2 separate regions of the Homo sapiens genome follow, and region 2 is linked to region 1. Evidence: chromatin contacts called from ENCODE Hi-C or POLR2A ChIA-PET data. All regions are on one chromosome and are shown on one strand. The core of a region is the stretch at or near the end of the contact, and the rest is flanking DNA. Distances in the headings are between cores, read along the strand shown. Region 1 overlaps CYP27C1 (cytochrome P450 family 27 subfamily C member 1). Region 2 overlaps MAP3K2 (mitogen-activated protein kinase kinase kinase 2).

Region 1 (7,147 bases), core at 3,546-6,045:
GACATACAGTACCAAATGGACCGAGGCCGGAGGGTGAGCGGGGGACTTCTCACATACCTCTTCCTTAGCCAGGCTCTGACGCTGCAGGAGATCTACGCCAACGTGACTGAGATGCTGCTGGCCGGCGTCGACACGGTGAGTCTGGGGGTCCTGTTCTCAGCAAGCAACACACGATAACCCCTTCCTCATCACCTCATGGACGTTGTCTACTTTTTTGGAGCGGGAGGATGGAGTTTTACTCTATTGCCCAGGCTGGAGTGCAATGGCATGGTCTCGGCTCACTGCAACCTCTGCCTCTCAGGTTCAAGTGATTCTCTTGCCTCAGCCTCCAGAGTAGCTGGGATTACAGGCGCCCGCCACCACTTCCAGCTAATGTTTTGTACTTTTAGTAGCAACGGGGGTTTCACCATGTTGGCCAGGCTGGTCTCGAACTCCCGGCCTCAGGTGATCCACCCGCCTTGGCCTCCCAAAGTGCTGGGATTACAGGCATGAGCCACTGCGACTGGCCGTTGTCTACTTTTAAGGCAGATTTGTTTAGCACACTGTTCATGTTTGTACTAGGCCTGCTGCACTGCTGGGGGGCTCCAGGAGGAGAAAACTCTGTGTATGCAGTCACGCCTCACTTAATGATGCAGATTTGTTCTGAGAAATGCGTTGTTGGGTGGTCCTGTCATTGCGTGAACATCTTAGAGTGTATTTACACAAACCTAGATGGTAGCCTACCACATACCTAGGCTGCACGGTAGAGCCTATTACTCCTAGGCTACACAACTGTACGGAATGTTACTGTACTGAATACTGTGGGCAGCTGGAACACAGTGGTAAGTATGTGTGTATCTAACATACTTAAACATTGGCAAGCTACAGTACAAATGTGGCTTTATAATCTTATGGGATCACCATTGTATATTGGGTCCATCATTGACCAAAACATCACTATACGATGCATGATTGTATATTAAATGTAAGGTGCATAATGATTTCTGTGAAAAGCATAACCAAAATTCCATTAGCACACACACAAAATGATAATAAATGTTTAAAGTTTACAAATCATTCCTGATTTGTAAACATTTTGTCATTGTTTCATAATTTCATACATGAAGAGGGTACAGACATTAAAAACCTTATTAGTTATCATTTAAAATATTCCAGGCCATGGAATTTATTTATAAAGCCAAGAATTCATTTCATTCACTCCCCAATTTGTTCTATAAAGCCAACATAACTTCAAAACCAAAACCTGCTAAAGAGAGTGTAAAGAAAGTAAACTAAAGCAGTTTGGTTGATGAGTGCGTGTGTGTGTGTGTGTGTGTGTGTGTGTATCAACAAATTCCCTGTGAATGGAGCCCAGTAGCATGGCAGATCAATGATACACTGGGACCAGGGAGGGTTCATATCAGAATGAGACAGAGCACTGCCCATTAACCTGGGGGGAACCCACAGGCTATCCGATGGGAAAGGAAGAGGCAGACCAGCATGTATACTGTGTCCTGTGAGTAAGATGCAGCGGCACCGCCCCCTCCCGGCTGTGTGCATCTGCACATCTGTCCGTGACTGTGCGAACACAGAGCAGCGCGTGGAGGGAACACACTAGATAGTTAACATGGGTTTTTGGCTGGCTGGGGGTGGCATGGTCCGGGGGGAATAAGGAGCCAAGTTCCTTTCAAAAGCACATGTGTAATATGATACAATTAATAGGATACGTGTGAAAATGATCGCCGTGTAGGTACAGGTGAAAGCAGTTGTAAAATTTGCTAAAAGGAAATGGCAAAACAGGGAGGAGCTAGGCTGATGCTTTCAGTGGGTGGAAGATAATGAAATTTCTGGCTGGAAACTGGGGAAGCTGCGGGCTGGGGTGCTGCTGGTGGTCGGGTGGAAAGAGAGAATTAAGATTGCGTGACGCTTCGCTGTTTCCAAAGCATTGCACGCACACCCTGCCTGTCTCACAGCTTCCTCTAAGGTAGGAGTCATTGACTTCATTAACAGGTGGGGAAACTAAACAACCAAGCCCATCATCTCAAAGCTTTTCCTTTGCACGGGTGCTTCCCGGCCTTGAATAAGGCACGCCCCGCACAGACCTACATCTTAAAGGGGCAAAAAAGCCTCAAGGCTTTATTTTTATTGTAATATCACTTAAGCATGTAAAAGCGAAAAACAAAACAAAACAAAACAAAAACAAACCCACACAGCATAAACTCCTTATTCTTTTGGATTTTGTGCAACAATAAAACAAAAAGTATATGAACTAAATGCAAACTAAATGATGCAATCAATGAGAATTCTAATTAACTACCTGAATGTGATGGTGTGGATTCGCTCAAATTAAGACACCACTTGAAAGGTGAAGAAATCAATGAATGGCTTCGTCGCTGAGCTTGTGCCTCCTGTCCCCTGGTGGTAACTAAGAACATCACAATGAGGTGGCATTCAGAAGGAAGCTGTTCCTTTTAGCATCCTACAATAGAAGCCAGGGAACAAATTCTTACAACTTCATACTGATTTTTAAAAATTAGTATGATTTTATTGCGGTATAACTTATGCATAGTCAACTCCATTTAAACTGCATAATGCGATACAGATTTTTGACAGATGGAATCATTTATGAAACCACTGCCACATTTTTCTAAACATTGATGAGAATGGAATCATATAGCATGCTGTCTTTTCCATCTGGCTTCCTGCACTCAGAAGAATGACTCAGGTTCATTCATGTGGTGGCATAGAACAGTAATTGATTCTTTTTTATTACTAAGTAGTATTCCATTGTATGGATATACCACATTTTTTCCATAAAAATGTGATCTAAATAGAAATTTTCTATTCTCTTGATAGGAAGCATCTAAGTAATCTTTTATAATTTATAAGACCTTGCACATTATATTATATATACAAGAGGGCTGCCCTCTAAAACACGTGATATCTTCTACAAGAAAATGATATCAATATTGCCTGCTTAAATTAGTTTTTTTTTTTTGGTGAAAGAGAAAGGCCTTTATACTGTGGCATTTCCTTGTTTACTAGAGAGTGAAATGTAGTCCCATAGATGATACTATTGATTTTAGCGAAAATCTTGGGACCTACGAGAATAAAACAATTATTTTCAATAAGTAGAAAGGTTTGAGAAGAGGTATAAAAAATGACATGGCTGACCGGGCGTGGTGGCTCACGCCTGTAATCCCAGCACTTTGGGAGACCCGAGGTGGGCAGATCACAAGGTCAGGAGTTCCAGACCATCCTGGCTAACAGTGAAATCCTGTCTCTCCTAAAAATACAAAAAATTAGCCGGGCGTGGTGGTGAGCGCCTGTAGTCCCAGCTACTCGGGAGGCTGAGGCAGGAGAATGGCATGAACCCGGGAGGCAGAGCTTGCAGTGAGCCGAGATCGCGTCACTGCATTCCAGCCTGGGCGACAGAGCGAGACTCCGTCTCAAAAAAAAAAAAAAAGACACTGCTTTGCATAGACGAGTTATTGACTTGCTCTGTGTGGACCTTACTTGATGAAGGCAGGACACGATGGCTAACTAGTGATCTCCTGTGCACTCCAATCTCTAGATTAGGGCAGCCAGAGTGGGCCGGGCCCAGCATCCTGGGGATGCCGGGGGGCAGCCTGAGGCCCTTTCTGGCACACACCGAGCAAGCCCTGCAAAGAAGGTCACACAAAGTCCCAGCAGATCCTCCAGGCTCCACGGCATCCCTGACATATTGCTCTTCAGTGATTAAAAAAAGCTCCAGGATCATTTTTCCTGTGGCTCTTCATGACAGGAGCACATGAATCATAGAGTCAATGTCACTTGCCAAATACGTTCAGTTATTTATTTATTTATTTATTTGCCATGAATTAAGGAAACAGTCTTTCGTTTTTAGTAAGACATTAGGTGCTATATGGAATTGGATGAGTTTGACTTTGTGCTGTGTGTATTCCCAGGGGACTTCCTACCTGCCACCGCCTCTGTTTCAGTCCCTGGTGTTACTCACTGCCTGCCTGTGTCTGCCACTTTCTCTCCTTAGACGTCCTTCACCTTGTCTTGGACTGTGTACCTCCTGGCAAGGCACCCAGAAGTGCAGCAGACGGTGTACCGGGAGATTGTGAAGAATTTAGGGGAAAGGCATGTTCCAACTGCAGCTGATGTCCCCAAGGTCCCGCTGGTCAGAGCTCTCCTTAAGGAAACCCTGAGGTAAAAGGCTCGCCAGAATCCGTCAACAAACTGTGTCCCTTAGGTCCCTGGTTCTCTATCACAACAAGTCCTCCAAATGCCCCCCCGGCTGACCTGTTCAGGATGAGGATGTTCGTGACTGTTATTTTTTCTCTGCTCTTGTCAGAATAGCAGAAAGACCATTCTGTTTTATGGGTCGACATAATCCTTGTTCTCTGTAAAGATCTTTGGGCCAGGCACAGTGGCTCACGCCTGTAATCCCAGCACTTTGGGAGGCCAAGGCAGATTACCTGAGGTCAGGAGTTCAAGAGCAGCCTGGCCAACATGGTGAAACTGCGTCTCTACTAAAAATACAAAAATTAGCAGGGCGTGGTGGTAGGCACCTGTAGTCCCAGCTACTTGGGAGGCTGGGGCAAGAGAATCGCTTGAAGTTAGGTGATGGAGCCAAGATTGCACCAGTGCACTCCAGCCTGGGCAACAGAGCGAGGCTCTGTCTCAAAAAAAAAAAAAAAAGAAAAAAGATCTTTGGAGCAGTCATTGAATATTGTCCCTGCTTTAGCCAATTGGCTTACTGGGGGTTTCCCAAAATGTTCCTGGGTCAATGGCCTTTGACTTTGTTCCTCTGAAGATAACACGAAACAAGATCGATTTGTTAGGAAAATAGTTTGACCTGTTCAGCTGATTTGCAGACCTGGATACAAACCTCATGGTTCTTGAGTGAATGTTCTCATCTGGGTTTAGACGCCACCCAGTGAGGCTCAATTACTCCCAGACAGGGCTTTCCTGACAAACAGAAAAGCCGGAGGGATGTGGGTTGTCCTGGGTTGAGGGGATGGTTTGGGTAGGAGGTGGGATTAGGGACGGATTACATCCCTTCCCCCAAACACGGCATCCTCTGTGAGGAAATGCTGCGACAAAAAGCAAAGCTTGTTTTCTGCAGTATATACTAAAGAATTCTTTCAAAGCTGACTTGATAATGACCGTCAACCTATATAGCATGCTGTTGAACCTCAAAATTAAAAAAAAAGAAGCAGCTGGCTGTGGGGTTTATTGGTATTTGTCAATTAAAGTTTTATTCAGGGTTTTCTGAGATAATCCGATCGCCGAAGTATCTTTTCTCCAAATGCATTTCATGGGGCCTTAAGTCCTATGAACTATTCCTTGATAAAGTGGTCCCGTGGTCACATAAAATATTAGAAACTTGGAATTTCCCTCCTGGGAACACAATGGCATGTGAAAGGCTTGGCTTTGTGTTTTGCAAATGTTTTGCTTTGGGAGTCTTTTCCACATTCCTCAGAATACTCGCTGGTAAAGCAAGCCAACAAAGAAGCAGCAAAGGTCCTTGCAAAATGTTTCAGTTGAAAATGTACCATGTGTTACTTTTTAAGAATTTTTAATGGAAATGGGAATATATCCAGGGTTCTGAACGTTCAATAAAATACTGTGAAAGTCACCACGCCATTCCCGTCCCCGCTGGCTCTTTTCCAGGCTGTTTCCAGTGCTGCCAGGGAACGGCCGGGTCACCCAGGAAGACCTGGTTATTGGCGGGTATCTGATTCCGAAAGGCGTGAGTTTGGGGCCATGGGGGTGGCCAGGCCTTGCGGGTCGGGGTTGAATTGGAATCTGCTTCTACCTTCAGGAAGTCTTTGTCCCTAAGCAGAGATCAATAGGTTTCCTTTTCTTTTGCATGTATTTTAAGATGAAGATGGGGTGTTGGGAGAAAGGAAGGGAATGGTGTGATCTCACTGCTCTGGAAACTTACTGCTCACCAGCAAGGCAGCCCATGCTCCTTGGCCTGCTCCCCAGGCCGTGTGGAAGTGGCCAGTCACCGCTGGGAGTCTCTGAAGGGCTCGACGGTCTTCTCAGTGGCTGCAGTGACATTTGGGGTGCAGTGTGGAGTGGGAAGGGGGGAGCGGCTGCCATCCTGGGTGTGAGTGGACCCGGGCGGCCCCCAGGCGGGAGCACCCCGGGAGACTGTCCGGCTAGGGCTCTGGGCCCTGCCCTGCTCTTGAGTGATTCTGCCCCTTTTCCCTTTTCTGTCATCCCTGATTTCCTCAGACCCAGCTGGCCCTTTGCCACTATGCCACATCGTACCAGGATGAGAACTTCCCTCGGGCCAAGGAGTTCCGGCCTGAGCGCTGGCTGCGGAAAGGAGACTTAGATAGAGTTGACAATTTTGGATCCATCCCCTTTGGTCATGGGGTTCGCAGCTGCATAGGGCGGAGAATTGCAGAACTGGAGATTCACCTCGTCGTGATCCAGGTAGGGCGTGGAGGCCAAACGTTGGCCTTTGGGTTCGGCCTCTTTCTACTGGGCACAACAGGATAAAGACTTCCAGGTTGAAAAGCAAAGACGGTTTTGGAAACTTAAGATCAAGAGCCGTCAGGCACTGTGGCTCACACCTGTGGTCCCAGCTACTCAGGAGGCTGAGGCGGGAGGCTCACTTGAACCCAGGAGTTCAAGGCTGCAGTGAGCCGTGATCACACCACGGCACTCCAGCCTGGGCGACAGAGTGAGACCCTATCCAAAAATAAGAGCTCTGCATGATATCCTTTGAAAATGCCTCCCCATCTCCCGTGCCCACCCTGTCCTCCAACCGCGTGGCTACACTCTGAGAAACCCTGGAGGTCTAAGCGAGGCCCTGTGGGGATTGGGGACCCCGCCTCCACCTCTAGTGGCCGTGTCTGCAGTTAGGAGCTGGCCTCTCAGGCACCGTCAGCAGCAGCCCCCCCCCCCGGGAAAGGCACAGTGGTGCTCTTGCTGGTCTCCTTTGTTTAACTGACCCAACCATTTACACAGAGCAGTGGTTCTCAAGCTTCTTAGGTTGTGAAACATCAGGAAGCCCTGGGTGTTGTTACAGAACACCTTACATGTGAAGATACATAATTCTGGGTTTGCACCGTATCTGGATTCAGGCTATAGCAGGAACTAAATAACACCTGAAGGAAATTTTATAAAAGTAAAGTCAATGGCGGAGAAAATTCCACCCATT
Region 2 (6,860 bases), core at 3,066-5,565, 150 kb before region 1:
GGCTGGCGGATCACTTGAGGTTAGGAGCTGGAGACCAGCCCAGCCAACACAGCGAAACCGCGTCTCCACCAAAAAAATACGAAAACCAGTCAGGCATGGCGGCGCGCACCTGCAATCGCAGGCACTCGGCAGGCTGAGGCAGGAGAATCAGGCAGGGAGGTTGCAGTGAGCCGAGATGGCAGCAGTACAGTCCAGCTTCGGCTCGGCATCAGAGGGAGACCGTGGAAAGAGAGGGAGAGGGAGGGAGGGGGAGGAGGAGGGAGAGGGAGAGGGAAGCATGCACTCTTTTTTAACTTACTGCTTTGCCATCCTAAGCATGTGGCCAAGGATTAAAATATCTAACAACTAGTTTTATATAATTTGGAATTTGAAGCTTAGCTCTGTCTAGATTGGAGATACAGATTTGAGGGTTAGTTTATAGGTGATGTTTCTTCAAGAGACTCAATAGAATGAAAAGAGTAGTAGTGCAAGAATGAAACTTCAAATGACACTGGCATTTAATAGCCAAACAAGGAAGAAGAGATTCTGAAGCAGACTCAGGTGAGATGTGGGAAGTGGGGTGAAGAATGGAGACTCGTGAGAGTGCATTGCCATGGAAGCTGTAATGGATATTTATGTTTTTAGCCTACCGGTATTTAAACAACCTTCTCTTTTCTTTTCTTTTTTTGCAGTGGTGGGGATGGGATCATCCATTGTGTTAGTCTTGGCGGAAGTAGCAGTGTTCTGTATCTAACCTTTACTGTAGTAGAATATAACACCAAAAGTAGGGAAGTTGGCCAGGCATGGTGGCTCACGGCTGTAATCGCAGCACTTTAGGAGGCCAAGGCAGGTGGATTGCTTGTGCCCAGAAGTTCAAGACCAGACTGGGCAACATAGCAAAACCGTGTCTCTACCGAAAATACAAAAATTAGCTGGGCATGGTGGTGCGTACCTGTAGTACCAGCTACTTGGGTGGCTGAGGTGGGAGTATCACTTGAGCCCAAGAGGTCAAGGCTGCAGCGAGCCATGATTGTGCCACTGCGCTCTAGCCTGGGTGACAAAGCAAGACCCTGTCTCAAAAAAGAAAAAAAAAACACAAAAAAACAAGAAGTAGGGAAGTCTAGATTATATGAAGTAAGCCATGGCAAGGACTTTGGAATTTATTCAAAGTAGAGAAACTACCAGTACTTTCTGACAGAGAGAGAGCATTAACATTCTCTGACTTACTTTTTAAAAGGGTGATCCTTATTGTTGTATAGGAAATGAGTTATATTAGAGTTTGGAGTAAAATCAAGTTGATCAGATATGAAACTATTTCAGTAATCCATGCAAGAGAGGATTATGGCTTGGAGTAGTGAAATATATTTTTAAGGGAAAGCTAATGGGATTTGCTAATGGATTGGAATATAAGGTGAGAGCATGAGAGGGGTCAAGCCTATCTCAAAATTTTTGTTTTGAGCAACTGGAAAAATAGAGATGCTTCTTGATAAGACTGGAGAAGAATAGATTTTTTTCACTTTGTTTTTGTTTTTACAATTTTTTTCTTCTGAAATAAGTTCCAGAAGTTGCAAAACCAGTATAAAGAAATTTGTTTTGATTATTTGAGAGTAACTTGCTAACATGAGGTCCCATCACCCCACAATATTTTAGTTTGTAATTGCTATCAATAAGGATATTTTTCTACATATCCAGAATCCAACTGTCAAAATGAGGAGGTTAGCATTGATAGAACCTGTGGATTATATCATCTAATCCACAGAACCCATTCAAGTTTTGCCAGTAGTCCCAATAATGCTCATTTTAGGAAAATAATTCAATCAGGATTATAATTTGCATTTAGTTGTTGTGTCTTTTTGATGTATTTCAATCTAGAACAGCCATAACGTTTCCTTGACTTTCATGATTTCGACAGTTTTGAGGTTTACAGAGCAGTTAATTCTTAGACTATTTCTCAATTGAGATTTGTCTAATGCTTCCCTATGAATCAATTCAGGTTATCAATTTTTGGTAGCAGTATCACAGAGGTGATGTGGTATTCTTCTCAGTGTTACCTTACCAGTTGGCACTTTTTTTTAATTTTTAAAAATTGAAGTCAGGCTAGTTAGGTACATGATTTTAATTTGCCTGTTACTGATGATCTTAATTAACATGGATCACTTGACTTAAGCTTTTTTTTTTGTCTGCTGGCTTTCTACACTAGAAAGGGTACTTTTTTTTCCTTTGAAAAATGAGTGGAAATGATTATTTTTTGGAGATGGTGTGTTGAAACTAAGTAACTCATTCCTCATCACACTTTTCATCCACTAGCTTTAGCATTTGTTGATTTTTCTTGGTTGAATTATTACTTAATTATTTCTATTGATGATTGCTGAATGGTGGTCTTTCTAATTTTATTACATTCATTAGTTGACATTCTACTGTAAGAAAAAGCTTTCTCTTCCTCCCATTGTTGATTTATTTGTTTATCTTTGTTTTTATGGACTCATGGTTTTCTTCTTTCTTTTTTTTTTTTTTTTTGTTTTTGTTTTTGTTTCAGGAGATGGGATCTTGCCATGTCGCCCTGGTGGGATACAAACCCCTGGGCTGAAGTGATCCTCCTGCCTCAGTCTCCTGAGTAGCTGAGATTATAGCTATTGGGCCTAACTTCATTGTTTCATTTTTTCTATTCAGTGGGCCTGTAATCCAACATTATTTTTATTTTGATGCTCAAATTGTCCCATATTTGATAAGTGGAATCCCCTTCAAGTTGTGCCTGTGGCCTTCTGACATGTCCCCATAAGTCTTTATGTGCTTTCTTTCTGGTTCAGTGAGATGTTTTAGGCTCATTTTGCAATTACCTCCTCTAAATCAGCTGTATCTCAGTCATATTCTGATTCCTCAGCCGTACAGTGGGGATTGGTACTTGCAGACATCAGGGCAGCGTGGCAAAACTCCATCTCTACAGAAAATTAGCTGGGCGTGGTAGCAAATGCTATAGGCTGAGGTGGAAGAATTGCTTAAGCCCGGGAGATTGAGGCTGCAGTGAGCTGTGATAGTACCACTGCACATCAGCCTGGGTGACAGTGCAAGACCCTGTCACAGAAAACAAAACAAAACCACCTGAAAAATTTCGTTGAGAATTTAAATTTTTATTGAAAGAGAATATACTAAATAAAACTTCCCCAACCACTTTGTGACTTTCTCTATGTGCATATGTATGGTAGGAGAATTTTGTATTCCAGCTAGTTGTTTCCTCAAAAGGTAAATTGGAGTGATATGGCATTATGGAAAGTTTACTTGAGTAAGAAATAAGAAACAGGTATTCAAGTCTTAGCTTTGTCCAACTTTATAAGTTATATTATCTTTTTGGCCCTCAGATTTTAAAATAAGATGTTTAGACTAGATGTTTTCTTCTCAGCTGTTTAAAATTTAGTCTTATATTTGTCTTGATTAAAAGTCCTAAAAACTGAGGTAATACAGTGGTTGCCCTTGAAATGGTACTGATAGGCATGATGAAGGGAGCACTTTCTCGAGACCAGGCTGGATGGCCTGTAATCCCAACACTTTGAGAGGCCGAGGCAGGAGGATTGCTTGAGCCCAGGAGTTTGAGACCAGCCTGGGCAACACAGTGAGACGCCATATAAAAAAACAAAAACAAAAACAAAAAACTAGCCAGGCATGATGCGTACCTGTAGTCCCAGCTACTTGAGAGGCTGCAGCAAGAGGATCACTTGAGTCAGGGAAGTTGAGGCTGCCGCAGGCAGTGATCATGCCAGTGCACTCTAACCTGGGCAACAAAGTGAGACCCTGTCTCCAAAAAAAAAAAGAAAGAAAAGAAAGGAACACTTTCTTGTTTTATGTTATATTCTGTGTTAATAATTTTTACATTTTTTCTTTGATAATTCCTTAATGTTACTTGACATTTGAAAATAATATAACTAAAAAGAAATTAAAGTTGTCAGTGCTTACAAAATGGCAGCATGCAAGGATAACATGGTTGTTTTTGTAAAAATTTGAATTAGTTGCTAATATTTGAAATTGGGGAGATCTCACATTAAAATTTGGATTAGGGCTTTTTGAAAAACCAGCATATCTGATAATACTGAGCCCGAACTTCTGTAGCAGCTATTGACTGGAGCTGAGGCAGTTGCTTCTCTAGGTGAGCAAATGATCTCTAGTTATTCATAGAACCAGCCACTTCTATTTTGTTTCCTTCCTTTCTCCCTTCCTTCCTTTTTCAGTTATAATTTGCATACCATGAAATTCACCCTTTTAAATACTACAATTCAGTAATCTTTCATTTATTCACAGAGTTGTGCAACCATCACCACTGCCTCACTCCAGAACATTTCCTCATCCCCCAAAAGATACTTCATACTCATTCACAGTCATTCCCCATTTCCCATACCCTGGCTTTAGGAAATCACTAATCTACTTTCAGTCTCTGTAGATTTGCTATTCTAGACATTTCATGTAAGTGGAATATGGGGCTTTTTAAAAATCTGGCTTATTCCACTTAGCATAAATTTGTCCATGTTGGAGCATGTATAGGTACTTTATTCTTTTTAATGACTGAATTTTATTTATTTGTTTATTTATTTATTGGAGATGAAGTCTCACTCTGTTGTCCAGGCTGGAGTGTAGTGGCGTAATGTGGGCTCACTGCAACATCTGCCTCCCATGTTCAAGCAATTCTCCTGCCTCAGCCTCCTGAGTAGCTGGGATTACAGGCTCCTGCCACCATGCCCAGCTAATTTTTGTGTTTTTAGTAGAGATAGGGTTTCATCACATTGGACAGACTGGTCTCAAACTCCTGACCTCAAGTGATCCAATTATCTCAGCTTCCCAAAGTGCTGGGATTACAGATGTAATCTGTAAGCCACCACACATGGTCAATAATATTTCATCATATGGATATAGGACATGTTTCTCTCTTCATCAGTTGATGGACATTTGGGTTCTTATAAATAGTGCTGCATTGAATTTACAGGGTTTTGTGTGGTTGTGTGCTTTCAGTTCTCTTGGGTATATACAATAGGAGTGGAAACAGTGGCTCATATTTCTTCACATCTTCATTACCACCTGTCATTGTCTTTCTTTTTGATTATAGTCATCCTACTGGATGTGAGGTAGTATGTCATTTTGATTTTTATTGGCATTTCCCTGATGACAGATGATACTGAGCATCTTTATTTTTCTTTTTCAGTATTGTTGTGGCTATTCAGTGCCTATTGCAGTTTCATATGAATTTAAGGATCAGTTTTCCGTTTCTGCTAAAAGAGGCCATTGGAATTTTGATAGAGAGTTCATTGAATCTGTAGATAACTTTGGGAGTATTGCTATCTTAAAAATATTGTTTTCCCATTCATGAATATGGGATGTCTTTCTGTATATTTAGGTCTACTTTAATTTCTTTCAACAGTGTTTTGTAGTTTTTAGAGTGCAAGCTGCATTTTTTTGTTGTTGTTAAATATGTTCCTAAGTACTTTATTTTTTTTGGTGGTATTGTAAATGAAATTGATTTCTTAATTTTATTTCCAGAATGTTTATTGCTAATGTATAGAAATATAATTGATTTTTGAATGTTGACCTTGTATCCTGCATCTGTGCTGAACGTGTTTATTGATTCTAATACTGTTTTTGTTTGTTTCTTAGGTTTTCCTGTATCTAAGATTATGTCACTTGCAAATGGGTATAGTTTTACTTCTTATCCAGTCTGGATTCCGTTTATTTCATTTTCTTGCCTCGTCTTCTGACTAGAACCTCTAGTACAATATTAAATAGATGTGTGGCAAGAGTGGACATCCCCATATTCCTGGCCTTACTGGGAATGTATCCTGTTTTTCACCATGAAGTTTTTCACCATAATCAACTTGATTATGTCCTCTTCTGTTTGTTATCTTTTGAGCATAAAAGGGTGTTGAATTTTGGCACATGTGTTTTCTGTATGTTTTGAGATGATTTGGTTTTTGTTCTTTTTTCTTTTTTTTCTTTTTTTCCTTGAGACAGAGTCTCGCTCTGTCGCGCGGGCTAGAGTACAGTGCAGCATGATCTCTGCTCACTGCCAACCTCTGCCTCCCAGGTTCAAGGGAGTCACCTGCCTCAGCCTCCCAAGTAGCTGGGATTATAGGTGCCCATCACCATGCCTGGCTAATTTTTGTATTTTTAGTAGAGGCAGGGTTTTGCCATGTTGGCCAGGCTGATTTCGAACTCCTGACCTCAGGTGATCCGCCTGCCTCAGCCTCCCAAAGTGCTGGGATTACAGGCATGAGCCACTGTGCCTGCCTGGTTTTTGTTCTTTGTTCTGTTAATGTGGTTTTTTACATTGATTGGATTTTATGTGCTGAACCAACCTTGATTTTGTTGGATATATCCCAAATGTGCATGGTATATAATTTGTTTTTTAATGTTCTAGGTTAGGTTTGCTAGTATTTTATTGAGGATTTTTGCATCTGTATTGATGAGATATTGATCTTTAGTTTTCTCATCTTGTGATGGCTTTGTCTGGTTTTGGTATTGGAGTAATACTGGCTTCACAATGAATTGGGAAGTGTTCCTTCTTTTTTTTTTTTTTTTTTTTTTAAAACCAGTTTTTGTAAATTCTGTAAATGTTTGAAGTGATCTGGTCCAGGGCTTTTATTTGTGAGAAATTTTTCATTTCTAATTTAGTCTTTTTACTTTTTATAGGTCTGTTCAAATTCTTAATTTCTTCTTGATGAGTCGATTTTGATAATTTGTTTCTTTTTAGGAATTTGTCTGTGTCATCTCAGTCATCTAATTTGTTGATGTACAGTTGTTAACAGTATTCTCTTATCCTTTTTATTTCTGAAAGGTTGGTGTAATTGCTCCCTTTTGAATTCTTGAATTTAGTTATTTGTGTTTTCCCTCTTCTTTTTTTGATT

Evidence for each region. Hi-C counts contacts between places; a loop is a spot of excess contacts on that map. ChIA-PET counts read pairs that join two places held with the same protein, here RNA polymerase II (POLR2A). Pooled maps may share reads with other maps.
Region 2: a loop to region 1 is called in a map with no recorded cell type, with 2.6 times the contacts of the local background. The contact joins two enhancer-like sites. A Hi-C loop is called at or near these places in 1 of 37 single-sample maps with no recorded cell type and 6 of 50 pooled maps. POLR2A ChIA-PET finds 5 or more read pairs at or near these places in 2 of 52 experiments (activated CD4-positive, alpha-beta T cell and activated naive CD4-positive, alpha-beta T cell).

What each region holds. Positions count from the first base shown.
Region 1 is chr2:127,192,364-127,199,510 of GRCh38, reverse strand. It overlaps CYP27C1 (cytochrome P450 family 27 subfamily C member 1), which reads left to right. Exons shown (of 9, transcript NM_001367502.1): 5 at 1-135; 6 at 4,010-4,176; 7 at 5,644-5,722; 8 at 6,214-6,417. Among named protein-coding and RNA genes, the nearest start is that of CYP27C1, 24 kb to the left of the region's middle. RefSeq lists a silencer at 2,264-2,558. Within about 2 kb of position 4,795, at least 5 of the 41 ENCODE cell types and tissues checked have a DNase peak (open chromatin) inside an H3K27ac peak, as active enhancers do.
Region 2 is chr2:127,346,091-127,352,950 of GRCh38, reverse strand. All of the region lies in intron 1 of MAP3K2 (mitogen-activated protein kinase kinase kinase 2), which reads left to right. Among named protein-coding and RNA genes, the nearest start is that of MAP3K2-DT, 38 kb to the left of the region's middle. RefSeq lists an enhancer at 465-964. Within about 2 kb of position 4,315, at least 2 of the 41 ENCODE cell types and tissues checked have a DNase peak (open chromatin) inside an H3K27ac peak, as active enhancers do.